2 separate regions of the Homo sapiens genome follow, and region 2 is linked to region 1. Evidence: chromatin contacts called from ENCODE Hi-C or POLR2A ChIA-PET data. All regions are on one chromosome and are shown on one strand. The core of a region is the stretch at or near the end of the contact, and the rest is flanking DNA. Distances in the headings are between cores, read along the strand shown.

The links. A loop is a pair of places that touch in the nucleus more often than their neighbours do. ChIA-PET counts read pairs that join two places held with the same protein, here RNA polymerase II (POLR2A). Pooled maps may share reads with other maps.
Region 2: a loop to region 1 is called in a map of IMR-90, with 3 times the contacts of the local background. The contact joins the promoter of ACTA1 here to the enhancer-like site in region 1. A Hi-C loop is called at or near these places in 1 of 168 maps with a recorded cell type or tissue (IMR-90) and 2 of 50 pooled maps. POLR2A ChIA-PET finds 5 or more read pairs at or near these places in 1 of 52 experiments (Panc1).

Annotation. Positions count from the first base shown.
Region 1 is chr1:229,121,199-229,128,399 of GRCh38, reverse strand. LINC02815 (long intergenic non-protein coding RNA 2815) reads left to right here. Exons shown (of 5, transcript NR_186727.1): 2 at 5,287-5,674. Among named protein-coding and RNA genes, the nearest start is that of LINC02815, 30 kb to the left of the region's middle. Within about 2 kb of position 3,759, at least 3 of the 41 ENCODE cell types and tissues checked have a DNase peak (open chromatin) inside an H3K27ac peak, as active enhancers do.
Region 2 is chr1:229,432,844-229,440,044 of GRCh38, reverse strand. It overlaps ACTA1 (actin alpha 1, skeletal muscle), which reads left to right and starts at 5,951. Exons shown (of 7, transcript NM_001100.4): 1 at 5,951-6,041; 2 at 6,918-7,058; 3 at 7,165-7,201. The coding sequence starts at 6,930. RefSeq lists silencers at 1,732-1,811, 2,277-2,477, 5,949-6,243.

The DNA of each region.
Region 1 (7,201 bases), core at 2,510-5,009:
TGGGCCTTGTCTCTACAAGTCAATAGCAAAATAGAGGGTAAGGGGAGATCTGAATGGTTCTGGGAGCAGCCGGGGAAAGCAGAAACCAGGTTCATTTAGAGAGACGTGGGAGGACGAGCTTCTGTCTCTGGGTGGCCTCTCTTCCTCTCTGGAAACTTCTTCTGCAGCAGATGGGCTATGCAGGATTCCCTCTCACCATGCACAGGCCGCAGCAGGCTGGCCCAGGACTCCCACTTAGTGCAGATTTTATGTCTGTTAAACACACATGACCCTTCTTTGGGACAAAGAAATTCTGGGTTTAATAGAGGCTCATCATCAGGCTAAAAACAATCTGGTGAGGCCACAGTTGGGTGTATGAGGCTCTTCTTGGTCCATGGCAAGGAAGGAAAATTCACTCTGCCCACTGATTATATAGGCCGCAGAATACTAGAGATTTGGGTGGTCTTTTTGTTTTACAAAAGTACAGCAGGCCACTTAGAACAAAAACATGGACTAGTTTAGGACTGGGGAGAAGAAATACATTTTGGTTCGTCTAAATCTCCTAGAATTGTTTTCTCAGCTTCTTCTAGATCCATACTCATTTCAAACTTGATCTCTAGCTTGAGAATTTTTGAAATGTAGCTGAATCATTTGAATCCATCCCCCATGTCGACAATCTGTAACTCAAAACTTACCCATAACACAAATAAGTATTTGCAGAGGGGAGGTTCAAGAATGCTTAAAAGTTTAATTGAAGGCTTCCCTCATTGTTCACAAGTTTGCTTTGGGGTTCACTGAGAAGAATTAACATTTGTGGATAGTGTGGGCATCAGAACTGGACCTCTTTCATACAAGGCTTTGATGCCTCCAGCAACAGAATGGCTGTCTGTAGTCCGCTTGGCTGTGGCTCTGAGTTTGAGGGCTGGCTCCAGGCCTCCTGGGGCTTCCCCATCCCTGCACCTTCCCACTAGCCACTTCCTTTGTGGTTTCCAACGTGTCCTCTCTCAGAGTGCTGCTCAAATCTGTTTTGATTGGGGTGGTCAGTTCACAAGTTAAGAATGTGTACATTTGATCAAAACTTGTTCTGCTCCCATCTTGAAAACTTCTAAGTTCTGATGTCTGTCATTAAGAACTATGTTCATTGTATTTGATAGTACAATAGGAAAATTACAGTTAACAGTTGTTTATTGTAAATTTCAAAGTGACTAGAAGAGAAGAATTATAATGTTCCCATCACAAAGAAAGGATAAATGTCTGAGCTGAGGGATATCCCAATTACCCTGACTTGATCATCACACACGGCATACAGGTATCAGAATCTCACACGTACCCCCAAAATATGCACAACTATTATATATAAATTTAAAAACTATAATAAAAAAGAATTATGTTCATTGAAATTAATTTTGAGGGAATTTTGTCTCTGTTGCCTGACTAAACCTGCTTAGTCAAAATATAGCCTTATCTTTAAATTTCTTTGCCCATGTATGTTCTTCAGTTAATTTTTTTAACCTCATTTCCCTCCACATCACCTTCCCCCTCCTCTGCTAACTTGTCTTACGTGTGCCACCGCCTCCATCTTTCTTCTGACCTTTTAGTGGAGGCATCCTTATGCATTTTGTTTCTCATCTTATATCTGATTTATAAAGAAAACCAGTACGGTCACACCCTCTATGCTTGCCTGAGTTACCACCTAGCAAAGTGATGTATCCCAGAAAAACATCTGAAAGTAAGTTTTCAGGTCCCTTCAAGGATTATTTTGTCTCTAGTTACAGCACATGGATCCAGATAGCAGATGAAATACATTTCTTTTCTTCGTGCTTAAAAACACTAACCGCGGCTGGGCAAGGAGCCTTATGCCTGTAATCCCAGCACTTGGGGAGGCCAAGGCAGGTGGATTGCTTGAGCTCAGGAGTTCAAGACCAGCCTAGGCAACATGGTGAAACCCCTTCTCTACAAAAATTACAAAAATTAGCCGGGCGTGGTGGCAAGAGCCTTGTAGTCCCAGATCCTCTGGAGTCTGAGGTAAGAAGATCGCTTGAGCCTGGGAGGCAGAGGTTGCAGTGAGCTATGGTGGTACCACTGCACTCCAGCCTGGGCAACAGAGACCCTGGCTCAAAAATAAAAACACCAAACAATTCCCAGTGTAAAAAAAATAAAAATAAAAACACCAACTGCATCTTTCTTTATTTGATCTTATAGTCATGCTGACCCTCCGTCTAACTTTTGTCTGTTCTCCACATCCCACATCTCCTAATTTTATTTGTCTAAAAACTTCCCACAGGAACATGAAAACATGAGCTCTCAAGATGTCCATTGGTTTAGGGAGGAGAAGCTGGCTGAGAGGATAGAACATAGATGAAGGTGTAGAGAACAGCACCACTTCCAGACTAAGACTTTGGATTCAGGAAAAAAAAATGTGGGTTCTCCTTCCAATTAGGGGGCATGGCAATGAGTGGGAAATGCGGCTTCTTTAGGGAAGGAGCCAAAGCTTCCTAGCTTTATAGTTTGGATAGAACTAAAATTAAGATTTCAACTGGGGGCAGTAGTACCCAGGTCTTGGACGCTCAGTGCGGCCTCTTTGAGGGCCAGTTTTCCATTGCACACCATGGGAGTGACCACATTTTGATTCGGGGCTTGAGTAGTCATTTCAGACACATTTACCAGGTGTGTGTTGTGGATAAACCATATGGTGTTTAACACAAAGTATAGATGTCCTAGGCCTAGTGCCCCTCAGGGAATAAAAATAATAATAACAATAATAAAAATGAGATGATGAAGCAAGTTCACCCACAATTATATTCCAGAAAGGATATAACCACCAAGACAGAGATCCCAAGAGGGGAAGCGGGTGTTTGGAAATGTGGCAGATCACATCCTTTTGAGGGCAGAAAGGAAGATAATTCTAGAGACCCAAGAAAGCAAGATAGGAAGGATTAGTTTTCCCAGCACAAATTTTGGTAGTTGAGGAATTTATGGGAGCAACAATAAAGCATTTAAAAATCCTGGCTGTATCGTTCAAAATCGTATTACTTGGGTATCTATTCTACAATACATATTTTACTTAATGAAAAAATGAGTATCTCTATAACTGATTTTAATAATAATTAACTACAGGGCTATTTTCAATTCTGCTGCTCAAGATGACGGTTTTGTTAGGTCAGCTTTCTCTCCGCTCCCATTAAGAAGTCATTAATAATTTCTCACTAAATCACAATTATTAATAATTTCTTAATGGCCATGAAAAGAAAGCTGCCCTAAAAGATGTTGTCTTGGGCAACAGAATCGCAAATAGTACTGCAGGTAATTATTAATGAATCAACCCTTTAATCCTTACAGAGATTTAACATTAGCCAGGCTTTATCAAACCACCTTCCCACACTGCAGTGCACGTGAAGATGATTTCAATGGAGTAATTGTTCAGCTCTTCCCTCCCGCTCTTGTGTTCAGGCTGGGGAGCCAGTTACTACATGGCATCAATTCTTTCTAAAGAGTAGTCACTCCCACTCAGAAAGCTGCTAGGATCGTTGGGGCCCTTGGATACTCAGGGGCCACTTGCAGGAAAACAATTTTATTCCAGGAAGATCAGCTTTTCCTGAGGCTTCTCTCAGGGCTTTCCAGGCTGTCCTAACTGGCAGAGTCAGGATTCTGCGCTCCGAAACTTGGACTCTGTCCCATTGAGAATATGGTTAGGAAACCAGACTGCAAGCCCCTGCCGTGGAGTATCCACCTGCTCAGGAGAACCCGTCCCCAGGTGGGGAGGGTGCTGCTCCCACGAATATCACCGTGGGGCTCCAGCGCCATCACCTGCCTCCCTGGCTTGCAAGCCATGCTTCCTCATGGCGGTCTACTCTTTAACAGGTGAAGTCCAAGCTCCTGACAGGTCCTGCATAACATTTGCTTGGAAACCTTTTACCAATGAGTTGGTTCTTTCAGAGCAATAGTGGGAGACAGCAATATTTCTCAGGGAGTAATAAGGATCCTTCAATAGTTCCTTTTTTCCTTCCAAATTAGAGTAGCTTTTAAGAGTCAGTGTATTTAATACAGGGGTCAACCTCCTCTTTTCTTAGTTTGCAAACCACATAATCTTCTCTGTGGCTTTTCACTCATCTGCAGGTCTGGATAAGCAAAGAGGAGCTTCTCGTTTCTAGGGAGTGGGCAATCTCTTTGGACTTGGACCACCAGGGGATGAACCAGCAATGCTGGGGGCTTGGGGTATAAGCAGTGGAGCAGGAAAAACAGAGACAAACAGATGGGCATTAAGGAAGGGGCAAGCAAGAAGGTAGGGAATGCAGTGGCAGCAGCCAGATGACAGGAGGCTGAGGAATGGAAAGTGAGCCTTTTGCAGAGTGCCACCTGCGGAAGCTGCTTCTGGTCTGCACAGAGGTCTGACTCTAGCAGCAAAGGGGATGCCCAGGAGACGGCAGTGCCTGAAAGAGCTCCACACAAAGGGGCAAGAACCTATTCTGGCTGCCTTGGTCCACCTGTGTGTCCTTACACATGGCATTTCCTGAGGGGCTGGAGGCTGGGTGGGTCATGTGTATGAGAAGCTCTACCTTTATTACAGCTGCTTTTCATGGAACCAAGTATTTCCCTACTTAAACTCAGGCAGGGGAAGTTGGGAACAAAGCAGGGTACCTTGGCAGGAGACCTCTCCACCCACCATGCGTGGGCCTGATAAGGACCAGGAACTCCAAGTCAGAAAAGCCCAGGCCCTTCTTAGGAGGGCTGCAAATAGGTCCTGTCCAAGCCCATTCCCTCATCTTTTTACAACCTATGAGCTCCCAAGATAGGAAGAGTGGGCCTCTACAACCAAGCCAAAGAGATTGCCTCAGGGCTCCTGTACCCCTCCCCTGGGCAGGTTTGCCTGCCCAAGGAGGAGGTGGCACTTCTGCTGTGAAGCGAGTGGGCATAGAGACTCTGCCAGGACCTGACAAGTGACCAGCCACCTCTGTCACCACAAGTGCCAACAAAAGCACAAAGGGAACATCCTCTGGGGCTCAGTGGGCGAGGAGCTGCCTGGCACAGAGCAGGTGTGCAGTAATACCTGTGACCTGAACGGATGCAGTGATGGCCGGGCTTGAGGATCAGACTCAAATCACTGGCTGAGAGGATGAGAAGGTCCGGGCCAGCTCAGGGGAGCTCAGGGCAGGTGGCCAGAGCTGGGCCACTGAGACTGGGCTTGCAGTCAGGTCTTCAGATGGAGGGGACTGGGCATGGGCAGTGCTTCAGTGCTGGAGGAGCCAGGCCGAGGGGATTATCACAATCAGCTCCTAACCCGCCTCTTGCCTTCCTTGTCCCTTCTAGCCTCTCTCTCATCGGATGGTGAAGATACTTCCCTAAAGCTCCCATCCGACCACATCATTCCTCTGCTCAGATCCTTTGATGGATGCTTGTAAGAGGAAAGATGGTTCCTGTTTATTCACCAGATAGGGTTCCAGGGGTGATGCCAAGTGCCTGATGGAAAGACGAATGTCAAGGAGCCTGCAGGCCACTCAGCAGCAAGGCAGGAATGCATCGTGGAGGCAGGACCATGACCTCTGTTGGGGAGCAGATGCTGGAGAACAGCTCCGACTCCTCCCAGCACTGATGCTGCCTTCCCACGAGCACCTGTGGATTCCTCCCAGCCTGGCTCCTGCTTTGACTGCAGGATTTGCTCCGTCTCCTCTCCAATGATGCCTCCATCTTTGCTCAGGTCTGAATTCTCATTACCCTTCCCTCCAGCCCCCAGCTCAGACATGATCTCCTTTCTGGCTTCTCCTGAGGTTTAATAGCTGTCCGTCCTCTCCCTGCCCCAGACATTTCCTGATATGACCAGGCAGAACTCCCCAGCTGCTCTTCCAGGAGAGAAGCTCTGTCAATCCATCATGATAACCTCTCAGTGTCTCGCACAGCGTGGGCTTCAATTCATATATGTGGAAATTGGGCAAAAATTGAGAAAGTCCCCGTGGAAAGAGTTGTCTGAGGAGGTGACAAAGGAAGGCTTAATATAATAGAGCTCCCCTTCCCAGGGGTTATGTTACAAGACTCCCCAGTGGATGCATGGAACCTCAGATCGTACCGAACCCTATTGTCTGAGTCTGTTCTTGTTGCTCTAAAGGAATACAGAAGGCTGGCAATTTATAAAGGAAAGTGGCTTCTTTGGCTCATGATTCTGATGGCTGGAAAATGTCAAGATCGGGCATTAGCATCTGGCAAGGACCACGGGCTGCTTCCACTCTCAGTAGAAGGTGAAGGGAGCCAGTGAGTGCAGAAGTTATGCCCGAGAGAGGAGGCAAGGGAGAGAGGGGAGGTGCCAGGCTCTTTTTAACAGCCAGCTCTCAAGGGAACTAACAGAGCAAGAACTCCCCACTCTCTCAGGGGAGGGCATTAATCTATTCCCGAGGGATTCGCCCCCATGACCCAAGCACCTCCCATTAGGCTCCACCTCCAACATTGGGGATCAAATTTCAACATGCAGTTTGCAGGACAAACATCCTAACGATAACGCCTACGGGCCTCTATGTTGCTGTTTCCTCTGCACATACATACCTAATACGAAGTTGAGTTAATAAATTGGGCACAGTAAGAGATTAACAATAACAATAAAATAGAACAATTTATGACAATATATTGTAACAAAAGTTATGTGAATGTGGTTTCTCTTTCTCTCGACATATCTGACCGCACCATACTCACCTGTCTTTGGACCATGGTTCATTCAACTGCAGACTGGGGGGTGCTGCTGTACCTTCCAGGGATATATGGGTCAGATTCACATGGAGCAGGGCCTGAGGGGTGGGAACGGAATTGGTGAAGTGAGAAAGTGTGGCGTTGGGGGCTTTACCTGTGGGGTCTGCCTATTGGATCTGGATGGTCTAGGGCTGGCTCAGCCACGAGCAGGGGCCACCTGACAGCGAGGGCCAGGTACATGGTTTCACCAGCTCATCCAGAATGTTCTCTCAGGTGCCGAGGATACCCTGGGGTCTGAGCTGCCAGGCCCAGGAGAGTCATTTCAGGTGAGGCGTCGTGTCTTGGAACGAAGTCTTGGGAATTTGAGGGGTTTATAAAAGCACATGTATAGAAAGCAGGGAGGCTCTTCTGTGGTGACCCTGAACGAGCACAGTGGGGCTCCCGTGGCTCTGAGGCGCGGCCTAGGTCTCGGGGAAGGCTCGGCGTGTGATTTCTATTAACTGGGAAGGTTTTATCAGGGTGCTTGGAGTCCCTGTAACTGACTTTGCCC
Region 2 (7,201 bases), core at 4,702-7,201, 310 kb before region 1:
CCTTGACAGAATACAAGAGTAAAGTGTCGTGTGCGATCCTGAGCAGAGGGGAGTGTACGCAGGCATGGAGACTGGCGCGTCTGGAGGATTTGTGGACAGAATGGTGTCAAGGATTGCAGCAGACCTGGAGATAGACAGTAAAAACTTGCTGAACTCCTGAGTGAGGTAAAGGCTACTGACGCCTCTCTTTGAGGGCTTTCATTTTTAATGATTGAACTGTGTTTCTTTTTTTACTTTAGGGGCTGAATCGTAGTTTTCCTACCATCACCCACCTACATCCTACACACCTGGACATTTTGAGGCTAACTACAAAAGCAGTGTAGCCTGTTCCTGACATTTTATCCTGAGGATGCGTGAAAAAAAAAAAAAAAATATATATATATATATATATATACACACACACACACCCGTGTAAACAAATCCACTCATTAAAAACCAAGATACATTTAAAAAAAATAATACTGGGTCAGGTATGGTGGCTCACACCTGTAATCCTAGCACTTTGGGTGACCAAGATGGGAGAATCGTTTGAGCTGAGGAATTCACAACCAGCCTGGGCAACACAGCAAGACCCTGTCTGTACAAAAAAAATTACAAAAATTAGCCAGGCATGGTTATGTGTGCCTGTAGTCCTAGCTACTTGTGAGGCTGAGTTGGGAGGATTGCTTGAGCCCAGGAGTTTGTGACTACAGTGAGCCATGATCACACCACTGCACTCCAGCCTGGGTGACAGATTAAGACCCTGTCTCAAATAATATTATGTAATTCTAAATTTTAAGAAAAACACTGTAGAAAATGAAAAAGAAAATAGACCTCTGTAATCCCACCAGCTGGAAATAATTAGTCACCATTATGAAATAGACTTTTGGACTGCATATGCTTTTTCATTTTGTAACCTACTTTTCTCATGGGAGATGTGAGCATTTTGCTGTATCCTTAATCCAGTGTTTCTTGACCTTTTTTTTTTTATCACCCCTCCTGAGGAGCCTTTTTAGACAGTTTTTCCTAATCACCTCCCACTCCAAAGAAAGTGTAATACCACAGACCTACTATATATCATTCATTCATTCATTCATTCATTCATTCATTCATTTGGAAATGGAGTCTTGCTCTGTCACCCAGGCTGGAGTGCAGTGGCGCGATCTTGGCTCGCTGCAACCTCTGCCTCCTGGGTTCAAGCAATTCTCCTGCCTCAGCCTCCCGAGTAGCTGGGATTACAGGCACCCGCCATCATGCCTGGCTAATTTTTGTATTTTTAATAGAGACAGGGTTTCACCATGTTGGCCAGGCTGGTCTAGAACTCCTGACCTCAGGTGATCTGCCTGCCTCGGCCTCCCAAAGTGCTGGGATTATAGGCGTGAGCCACCACACTTGGCCGACTATCTTTTAAATGTACTGTGGCCTTTGGAAGCCATAAACCATTGTACTATCTGAATTTTTTTCACTCTCTAAGAACCAAGTTTTCCCCCTTTGAGAATGCCCATCTTAATTATTATTTAGAATACAATGTTTTAAATGCGTGATACTTTACCATATGGCAGAACCATAATTAATGTAACAGCCCTTATTCTCTTGCTGTAGCTCTCTCTCAAAAGACACATTTTTTTGACCATTTTAAATAATGCTAGAATAAATCTTTGTACAAAAATCTTTATGCCCTCCAAATACGGTGAACATGACATTGACTCTCCTTGCTCAGTTGCAGTGACATTGATGTGTGTATACTGAGCAGGCCAATGACTTTAATGTTCTTTTCTCACCTTTTCTGCCACTGCACTGTGTGCACCTGCCCCAAGCCCTTAGTCATTGGAAGCAAGACATGGCACCATGTGCTGAATGTTTCATATGTCTTAGGTACTCACCTAGTTTGTTGTTTTGTTTTTGGTTTTGGTTTTGGTTTTTTGAGACGGAGTCTTGCTCTGTTCCTAGGCTGGAGTGCAGTAGCGCAATCTCAGCTCACTGCAGCCTGTCTCTTGGGTTCAAGAGATTCTCCTGCCTCAGCCTCCCTAGTAGCTGGGATTACAGGCACCCGCCACCATGCCCAGCTAATTTTTTTGTATTTTTAGTAGAGACCAGGTTTCACCATGTTGGCCAGGCTGGTGTTGAACTCCTGACCTCAAGTGATCTGTCCACCTGGGCCTCCCAAAGTGCTGGGATTACAGACGTGAGCCACCGCACTCAGCTCTCACCTGGTTTTAATCCTCAGATCAGTCTTAAGGAGTATTGTGAGTTGAGAATGCTTTCTGGAAAGTCACTTGTCCAAGATCACATAGCCAGTCAGAGGGGAAGGTAAATGCAGCTCTGCTTGATTCCAGAATGCAAGCTCCTAACCAGTTCATGATATTCTGGGTATAAAGAATGTTGAAGAGAGGGCACTGCTCCAATGAATCATCAGGTTCTTAGAGGTGGCCATGAGTGCAAAAACCACCAGCTTCAGGAGGAGGAAAAAGTAGAAAATCCAAGCCCAAGCCCTTTCTTTGGGCTGCCAGGAGTTGACTCAACTTTTTTTTTTTTTTTTTTTTTGAGATGGAGTCTCTCTCTGTTGCCCAGGCCTGGCGTGCAGTGGTGGGATCTCGGCTCACTGCAACCTCTGCCTCCCAGGTTCAAGTGATTCTCCTGTCTCAGCCTCCCGAGTAGCTGGGATTATAGGTGTGCACCACCACGCCTGGCTAATTTTTGTGTTTTTAGTAGAGACGGGGTTTCACCATGTTGGCCAGGCTGGTCTTGAACTCCTGACCTCAAGTGATCCACCAGCCTCGGCTTCCCAAAGTGCTGGGATTACAGGCATGGGCCACCGCGCCTGGCCGACCCGACGTTTTTAAGTAGCTTGTGAGAATGAGTTGGTCTTTGTCTACCCTGTTCCTGGAATATCTCTAACTTGGAGTGCCCAGCCAGCCCCTCAAAGCTGAGTTTCTGGGGAAGCTACGGCTTTTCATGTCAGGATGTCTTTGGCTCATTACTGGGAAAGATCCCTCAAGGGCCTGTTCTGTTTCGAACTGTACCCAGTGTTGGTGAGGATTAGAGAGAAGCAGCAGTCCTTGCCCTCCCTGGCCACTGGCAGTAGAAGGAAGGACAGCCCAAGCCCGTCTCCTCCACTGGCTGCTGTGGAACCTGGGGTGTGTTTTAGCTCATTAAGCCTCAGTTTTCTTTAAAAAAGAAAAAAAACTGGAATGAGTAATACCTATCTTATTTACCTTAGGATAGTTAAACGGTTAATTGAAACACGAAAGCATATTATAAAGTGTTTTACCAATTCCTGTTTAAATTGATAGGAAACACAGTAGGAAGACTGGAACTGAGCAAGATTGGGGTACGGGTGTGTGGAGTGTTGAGGGGCACAATTGGAGAGAAGGGAAGTGTGAACACACCGGGGTAGTGGTAGCAGAAGGGCCCGGTCAGGGTATGAAGAGCTGAGGCTGCACCTGAAAACTTAGAAGCAGGAACTCCCTGTCAAGCATACCCTACATGGCTGACCTTTACTTAGTGACAGTTCTCAAAAGGCGGAGCAGGGCGCCGCTGCGCTCCCCCAAAACATACATGTATGGAGACGTGGCTCTGCCACCCACCATTCAGTCTATTCTCTAAGCCAATGAGAATGCAACAAGACCAGAATGGGACTGAGGGTGGCCTGTGGTGACCTGTCAGGGACTATTTAAACCAGCCGCAAATCATGTGGGCAGGGAACAGATGCCTGGCTGGCCACCTCAGGGGCCATCTCCCACAGTTTGCTGTACTAGCAGGTCTCTGTTCGCTTGTGAGTGTTTTTAATCATGGTCAGCTTTTAGTGTGGGTTTGAATGTAACAGACTGAGCTTAGAAAAGCTTTCTGTAAGGAAAGGTAAGAGTTGAACTGAGCAAGAGTTTTGAAAAATAGTGACAATCCCATTCTCCTTTGGAATGCGCACAAATATTGAGGTATCCAGTGAACGGCAGCAAATTTCCTACCTTCAAGGCCCAAATGTAAGCTAGTCCCCTTACGTTACATGCAGCTCATTTGCTAAGTGGTTTTTTTCTAGTATCTCCACTACTCGCTGACACAGGAGGACACAGGATGTTAAAAAGGAAATACAGTTCTGTCAATTATTCACTTACTCTCCAAAATACTTGGAAGAACTAAATATGGAACCATAGGAGACTTTATCCTCACCGCATAGTCCCTATACTAGTCAAACTCCTTATTTTTTAATTGATCATTTTTAGGAAGGTAGCATTTTATTCACTAGAACATTTTTGTTAATACTTGTTTATTTTTGGGATGAACTGCCATGATGTGGGCTACAGAGGAGGGTCGCATATGCTTCCATCCCCCTTTTAGAGAATCCACACCTGTCCCAGTTGCTGGGTTCCACTACCAAAAGTGAATTGCAACTATTTTAGGAGCACTTAAGCACATCCGAAAAATGAGTGATTCTGTTCTGGCCCACACCACATCACTGATGTACCCCCTTAAAGCATGTCCCTGAGTTCATCACAGAAGACTGCTCCTCCTGTGCCCTCCACAAGGTTAGAACTGTCCTTGTCTTAGGGAAAAAGGAGAGAGAGAGAGAGAGAGAGAGAGAGAGAGAGAGAGAGAGAGAGAGAGAGGGACAGGCACCAACTGGGTAACCTCTGCTGACCCCCACTCTACTTTACCATAAGTAGCTCCAAATCCTTCTAGAAAATCTGAAAGGCATAGCCCCATATATCAGTGATATAAATAGAACCTGCAGCAGGCTCTGGTAAATGATGACTACAAGGTGGACTGGGAGGCAGCCCGGCCTTGGCAGGCATCATCCTCTAAATATAAAGATGAGTTTGTTCAGCCTTTGCAGAAGGAAAAACTGCCACCCATCCTAGAGTGCCGCGTCCTTGTCCCCCCACCCCCTCCAATTTATTGGGAGGAAGGACCAGCTAAGCCTCATCTAGGAAGAGCCCCTCACCCATCTCCACCTCCACTCCAGGTCTAGCCAGTCCTGGGTTGTGACCCTTGTCTTTCAGCCCCAGGAGAGGGACACACATAGTGCCACCAAAGAGGCTGGGGGAGGGCCTCAGCCCACCAAAACCTGGGGCCAGTGCGTCCTACAGGAGGGGAACCCTCACCCCTTCAATCCCTTTAGGAGACCCAAGGGCGCTGCGCGTCCCTGAGGCGGACAGCTCCGTGTGCTCAGGCTTTGCGCCTGACAGGCCTATCCCCGGGAGCCCCCGCGCCTCCTCCCCGGCGCTCCGCCCTCGCCTCCCCCCGCCAGTTGTCTATCCTGCGACAGCTGCGCGCCCTCCGGCCGCCGGTGGCCCTCTGTGCGGTGGGGGAAGGGGTCGACGTGGCTCAGCTTTTTGGATTCAGGGAGCTCGGGGGTGGGAAGAGAGAAATGGAGTTCCAGGGGCGTAAAGGAGAGGGAGTTCGCCTTCCTTCCCTTCCTGAGACTCAGGAGTGACTGCTTCTCCAATCCTCCCAAGCCCACCACTCCACACGACTCCCTCTTCCCGGTAGTCGCAAGTGGGAGTTTGGGGATCTGAGCAAAGAACCCGAAGAGGAGTTGAAATATTGGAAGTCAGCAGTCAGGCACCTTCCCGAGCGCCCAGGGCGCTCAGAGTGGACATGGTTGGGGAGGCCTTTGGGACAGGTGCGGTTCCCGGAGCGCAGGCGCACACATGCACCCACCGGCGAACGCGGTGACCCTCGCCCCACCCCATCCCCTCCGGCGGGCAACTGGGTCGGGTCAGGAGGGGCAAACCCGCTAGGGAGACACTCCATATACGGCCCGGCCCGCGTTACCTGGGACCGGGCCAACCCGCTCCTTCTTTGGTCAACGCAGGGGACCCGGGCGGGGGCCCAGGCCGCGAACCGGCCGAGGGAGGGGGCTCTAGTGCCCAACACCCAAATATGGCTCGAGAAGGGCAGCGACATTCCTGCGGGGTGGCGCGGAGGGAATGCCCGCGGGCTATATAAAACCTGAGCAGAGGGACAAGCGGCCACCGCAGCGGACAGCGCCAAGTGAAGCCTCGCTTCCCCTCCGCGGCGACCAGGGCCCGAGCCGAGAGTAGCAGTTGTAGCTACCCGCCCAGGTAGGGCAGGAGTTGGGAGGGGACAGGGGGACAGGGCACTACCGAGGGGAACCTGAAGGACTCCGGGGCAGAACCCAGTCGGTTCACCTGGTCAGCCCCAGGCCTGCGCCCTGAGCGCTGTGCCTCGTCTCCGGAGCCACACGCGCTTTAAAAAGGAGGCAAGACAGTCAGCCTCTGGAAATTAGACTTCTCCAAATTTTTCTCTAGCCCCTTTGGGCTCCTTTACCTGGCATGTAGGATGTGCCTAGGGAGATAAACGGTTTTGCTTTAGTTGTCGCCAAGGCAGTTCCCTTCCAAACTAGCGCTAGAGCGAATGAGCGAGCAGCCAGGACCACCCATTCTGGGTTTCCAACAGGCGAAAAGGCCCTTTCTGAGTTTGAAATGTCACAGGGTTCCTAACAGGCCACTCTTCCCTGGATGGGGTGCCAACGCCTTTCCCATGGGCATCTCCTTCCACCCTCACGCTGGCCCAGCAAGCAGGCAGTGCTGAGGCCTTATCTCCCTAGGTGACAGATGTGGTCAGGGAGGCGCAGAGAGGATGGGCACTAGCGTCCAGCTCCTGGAACAGGTGTCAGGCAGGGAGGGCAGACAGGTCTTGGGGAACATGTTCCCCTGGCTATGTGGACAGAGGACTTCTCAGTGGGGTCTCGCGACCCTGTGCCCCTTTTCCTGGTTCAGGGCAGCCCTTAGCCGGGGCAAAGGTCGAGAAGAGAACCCCTGGTCGCCGCCCTGGCAGAATTTGAGTGGCTCCGGCAGGAGATGTCCCTAGGTTCCTGGGGAGGGAGGACGTCGGGGCCAGCCAGGCTTACCCCCCCCTGCCGCTGAGACTTCTGCGCTGATGCACCGCGCCTCTTCGCGGTCTCCCTGTCCTTGCAGAAACTAGACACAATGTGCGACGAAGACGAGACCACCGCCCTCGTGTGCGACAATGGCTCCGGCCTGGTGAAAGCCGGCTTCGCCGGGGATGACGCCCCTAGGGCCGTGTTCCCGTCCATCGTGGGCCGCCCCCGACACCAGGTCAGGCTGCCCCTCCGCAGAGGGAGCCGGCTCGGGGTCCCCGCGTAAGCCAGCCTGGTGCCACCCGGAGCGGCGTTAACGGGTGCGTGGTGTCTCGGCTCTGCAGGGCGTCATGGTCGGTATGGGTCAGAAAGATTCCTACG